2 separate regions of the Homo sapiens genome follow, and region 1 is linked to region 2. The links are chromatin loops, found by intact Hi-C in ENCODE. Cell type or tissue: Caco-2. All regions are shown on one strand. Each heading gives the region's core, and the rest is flanking DNA. Links, peaks and the distances in the headings are about the cores only.

Evidence for each region. Hi-C counts contacts between places; a loop is a spot of excess contacts. Peaks named below come from ENCODE experiments on the same cell type or tissue, not always from the same donor. Only the 100,000 strongest peaks of a DNase experiment are listed, where the experiment ranks them.
Region 1: a loop joins it to region 2, with 18 times the contacts of the local background. A loop is called at or near these places in 3 of 110 quality-filtered maps.

What each region holds. Positions count from the first base shown.
Region 1 is chr6:64,279,214-64,282,045 of GRCh38, reverse strand. The region is part of intron 30 of EYS (eyes shut homolog); the gene reads left to right. Among named protein-coding and RNA genes, the nearest start is that of SCAT8, 470 kb to the right of the region's middle. In Caco-2, for the core only: a CTCF peak has its summit at 1,259 (motif pointing left); no DNase peak of the experiment used is centred there.
Region 2 is chr6:64,503,875-64,506,706 of GRCh38, reverse strand. The region is part of intron 26 of EYS (eyes shut homolog); the gene reads left to right. Among named protein-coding and RNA genes, the nearest start is that of SCAT8, 700 kb to the right of the region's middle. In Caco-2, for the core only: a CTCF peak has its summit at 1,204 (motif pointing right); no DNase peak of the experiment used is centred there.

The DNA.
Region 1 (2,832 bases), core at 229-2,728, 220 kb after region 2:
GTTAGAGCCTCCACCATCACATATAATCACAGTCAATGCATTCTCTCACCACTCTGCCCTTTATGCAGTCAGTAAGTTACATCAATTTTATCTCCTAAAAATATCTCAAAAATTTCCCCTCTACTCCATATTCAAGGCCAGTGCCTTAGTTCAGGATTATTGCAAAAAACCCTCCAATCTTCTTACTTTCTATATTTGCTCCCCTGAATCTCTTCCTTCTTCTATTAATACATTGCTGCTAAAACAAGTCATTTACATTGAAAATCATGCCATATATGCACAATAATTAATATGAAAAATCCAGATGATTTTTATGGTGGTTCATTATGCCTTTTATGATGTGTGGACTAGAAATGACCAGACATTACCCTAATCTAAATAGAATTTCAATTCTTTGCTTAAAAGATTTTCAGCCATTGAAAGTCACCTGTGTTTGGTTTGAAAATGTCAAGTCAATGTTTATCAGTGCTTTAATAGTGAGGGATAATTGAGCTAAACTTGAACATAAATTTAAAAAATTCTGTCAGTCTTTACTATAAATACTTGCCTATCCTGATTTGGTCTTTAATTAAATTTACAGATTTGTTAGGTATTCATAATCCACATATAATAGTTTAAATGATGCAATTCATTTCGAAAGTATTTCTTTTACTATGCTTTTAAAACATATGAGAGTGCTGATTTTGACTTCCATACTTGACTCTCACCTTAGCACTACTCATTTCTCACAGTTTAATAAGATACAAGTGGTCACTCACTTTTGAGATTATTTTGAGCTGCTATATTTGAGATTTTTTTGAAAGATGCATTAAGTCATAGATAGAATTTACATAATTATACAAAACCCTTCTGATCAGAGATTAACTGACTATAACAATGGTAAAGCCAATTAAAGGATTGCAGTGTCCAGGCATTAAGTATATCAATTTTTGTTTATATTTTGAATATTAGGGCAGAATGCTTTAAATAATTCCATAGCAGAAACATACATTGTCCTTCATGAGCCCTTGACTGGAAAAGTTAATAAAAATATTCCTATCCACAACCATAGTTAGTTGCTGCAGAAAGACAGATACTTTTACCAACAAAGGAAACATTCATTTCCAAAAAACTGCATATAAATATTTTACATAGTTACCTAATTTTCTCAAAGTTTAAATTGATTATAAATAGTTTATGTGCTTTTTCTGCATCTGAAACCTGCAGAACTCCTTAATGAAATCTTGCTTAAGCCTTCATCAATAAACCAAACCTGATGCACAGTACAGCAGTGCCCCCTGGAGCTAGATGACTTTACCAATTGGCATTTTCTAGCTGTTTTATTTGATTAGAATTACAAAAGGAGTGATTAAAGTTCACAGGCTCCATTTCTTGCAATCTAGAGAATAATGCAATGATAACTAGAGATTCATATTCACAGGGTTTTATTTTACTTTAAATGCCTTTCCCTAGACCTATTTTATACGGTGTTGTACACAAATAGAACCATCTGTATAAATTTATGGTGGAGTTTTTCTTTAGCACGTGATTTAGATTTTTCTTCATTTGCAGTTATGAATGAAGTCACACATCTACAAGTTTGACTCAAACGGCCTTAAGCACATGTATAGTATTTGCATAGTCTAGAAATCATAAGAATAATAGAATTTTTGAGCTGGAAAATACCTCAGAGATCATCTACTAACATACTCTTTTCTTATCTAGGTGAGGTTAAGTCACCTGCCTGCAGTCACACAATCTTTTTCATGATGAAACCAAAGCAGTGTATTTGTTCACAGGATGATCGATAACTAAAAATGCAAATGCCAGGGTTACACTAGATAATACATTTATTTTTATCTATAATGACATATACATTCCTAATTTATTTACTTGATATTTTTATTTAAGAATACATGCTTACATTTCTACCAACAGTTATGTCATTTAGAATAACTGTAATTTATACGTGAGAGAGCAACAGTGTGATTTGTATAACTTCTAGACTAAAAACATGACATAATGGGCAACAATTGACAATCTTTTCTTTCTCTGCATACTGCCGTGTCCAGTGAATCATGCCCTAGTTTCTGGAGCACCAAAGAAATAAAGAACCAAAGCAAGGAAGGGATTAAATCCAGGCCAAGTCAGTCTTAATTATTTAATTTGATACAGTTGTTGAAACGTGAACTGTAATCTAAAATATGTGATTCTGCAGGCCTTGGTATAGGAGTACAAGCTGCTTAGATTGTAGAGAAATCAAGAATGAAGAGAAGAAAGAAAAGAGACAAAAGGACAAAAGAGAAAAAGGAACAACAGGCTGCTTCTCTGTGTGGTGGGAGACAGTAATTTGAATATACTACAGGACATAAATACTTCTCGTTAGTATTCCTCCGCCTAAGGATAAAATTTAGCTGGAAAAATAAACTATCCATTCCTCCAAGACCTGCGTGTTAATACAGTAATGCATATCTGGAAGTCAGATACTTCCAAGACGTAGGAAATGAAGCTGAGAGCCATGTCCCTGCTGTCTTTCCTAAGGCAACAGCCATCATTTTCACCTTACCCTTACAAGTGGATAGAAAGGTCTCTAGAGAGGTATGGGAAGTAGCTACAGTAAACAGGAATGTGGTCATGGCCTTTATTCCTCAACCCTGACTATAAATTTTCTGTTACAAAAAATAAAAATAAAAAAGGAGATCCATTTGTTTTGGCTTCAGGCTGATGTAAGCTTCATTCTTGTGTTAAAATGCTACCTGTCCCTTTGGGAATCCACAATGTATATATTACAAATATTCTTTTTGCTGAGTAAAAACAGCAGGCTTTTTCATAAAATCATCTCAAGTTATTAAT
Region 2 (2,832 bases), core at 116-2,615:
TCTCCTGACCTCGTGATACGCCTGCCTCGGCCTCCCAACGTGCTGGGATTGCATGCGTGGGCCACCATGCCCGGCCTAGGTAAGGCAGTTTTAAATTAGTTAAACGTAGGAAGTAAAGCTACTTTGAACTGATCCTTTGACAAGACATTCACTTCTCAGCAGAGTGCTATGAGGGACTAATAAATTATTAAATTTTATTGTGCTAAAACTAAAGTGAATTTCAAATGTGAATAACAAAAATTTGTCCCATCCAAAGCGTAAGTGTACATGTTTCTTCCTTTAATGTTAGATTAGAACTAACTCAGTGTTATCATTAAGCTATCACATTTAGGAAATACTTGCTCTTCAAACCAAACTTTTTTTTAAATTTAACTTTTTCAGCCAAGTTTAATTCAGGATAGATGAATAGTGGGCATAGAGTGGTAAAATATATGTCTCTTTCATAATGAAAATATTAATTTTACAGTAAATTTACTGACTATGTTAAATGCAATGTCCCATAACCAGAATTTCTATAATTCACTTACATCAGTTTTAAAATACAATTTTATACAGTATACTGTATTGGGATACTTTTATACACATTTTTTCAATTTTCATAATTCTATGAAAGAATAATTTCTGTCTAACAGATGAGGAAGTAAGATTTTCAGGAGATTGCATGACTTTCCCAATTATACTGTGAATGAGGTGCGAAGGTGATGTTGAAAGGACCACATTTCCTGATTTCAAAGCTGTCACTTATTTCAACCTGCCGTAGGCTCCTGCATAGCTGTGATTCTCAAGCATATCAGCATACTGAGGTGCCTTCAACAATGCCAAATAACACTTTAGGTTATTATTATTTCTATTGTACCAAAAAGCAAGTTCAGATCATAAGTGTTGATAATTGAAGTTTTTATGTGATTATAGTTCATGGTGCAGACTGAATTGTCCATAGATTACCTTTAATATTTAGATTCTTAAAGTTGGGAAGAAATCCCAGAAGGTTAAAGAGTTTAATTGATATGTATATCATTTTTTTAAAGCTGCATTTAGACAATTTCCCTGTACATGACAACTCAATGCTTGTATATTTCTGAAACCACAAAAAAATAAAAAGACAAGTGGACATAACAAGGAGAATGCATTTTGCCATTGCCGTCTTCCAAAATAAGACTGGCAGCCTGCCTGAGTGGGCTGCAGGCCTCCTCTAGGGGGCGCATCATTGAGGGTGAGCCGGTGGCTGTGAGCATCTTTTAAGGTCATTTCCATGTGAATAGGCCTGAAATACGAAAGCAGTGTTAACCTAAAAGTTTCCAAATAAATATGGGTTCATTTACACTCAACATATTTCCAAAACATATTTGAGGTGGCCTATGATAAAAGCTACAAAAGAGTTAACATCAATATAATGGAAACAGAAAATAAAAGCCACAAAAAGGAAGAAGCATGCATGCCAACTGTGAGGAACACATATAATTATTGCATAGCTCTGAATTGCCTAGCCTTCAGGAAAAGGAAAAAGTTATGGGAATGTCAATATCCAAAAGAGGAATCAATGGTAAAATATATCTGAACTCCAACATTATTCTGTATCTCTACCCTTAGACTCTTGCAGCCTCATAACTAAGCATTCGACTCAACAGATAGTAATTAAGCATATGCTATTTGTTTGAATCTGTTCTACATCCTGGTAATACAGGAATTTTCAAAGCACAATAACAGTCTATTCCATTATAAAATTCACAAACAGTTCATCTCATAAATCTGACCATGTTGTTCGCCTTAAATTTAAGTTCATTATGGACCCTTCCTCATCCACAGAGTAAAACTTACTGTGGAGCTTAGCATCCCAAGTTTTTTACGACCTACCCTGAGAGATCCTTTTCAACCTCAGCTCCTGCTAGTGTTTCTTACTAGCCACATGGAACTTCTCTCTCTCAACTGCACATAACTTTTCTCACTGTTTACTTTTCACATCTGTGCTGTTGCCAAAGCTCTAATATCTGTCCCTAAGGCCCTTTCCTGTTCTTCTACATACAAATATTTACTTATGATGAAACACCTTGCCAAATGCCACTTCTTGCTATAGACTTCTTCCTGAGTCTCCAGTCTTCCCTGGCTCCTCATAGCGTCAGCTTTTCCTATATCTTTCTGTGACTTGACAGTGAGTTTTCTGACAGCAGTAGTGAATGTCCAGCATCCAGAACAGACTCTGGCCCCCATGGTAGTCGGCCAATATTTCTTTGATAAATAAATGAACAAAGAATGAGCAGTGACTCTTCAACAAAAGTATTTTTTCTTCATGCTAAATTCTAGCAAAACATTGTCAGATGGGTTCTTATATTTGGGCCATTCATCATCATAACAGAAGTGTCATTGGTAAGTTTTCCTAAAATGTTAGGGTGATTTTCAAATATCCTAATTTTATAAAAGTCCTCTAAAACTTGAGGGAATAATTATAAAAGCAAGGATGATGATCATTCTGAGGGCTGAGATAATGAATTTCAAGAATGTACCATTTCAGAGATCTAATCAGCTATAAGGCTAGAACTCAATGTATCAGGAGGAAGGGATGGATGTCAAGGCCCTTCTTTTAGTCTCCTCTCACACTGTTATAGGGAACTACTTGAGACTGTGTAATTTATGAAGAAAATAGGTTTAGTTGACTCACAGATCCACAGGCTGTACAGAAGCATCACTGGGAGCCCTCAGGAAACATACAATCATTGTGGAAGGTGAAGGTGAAGCAAGTCACATCTTACCGTGGTGGAGCAGGAGAGAGAGAGAGCCAAGGGGGATGTGCCACACACTTTTAAACCATCAGATCTTGTGAGAACTCACTGACTA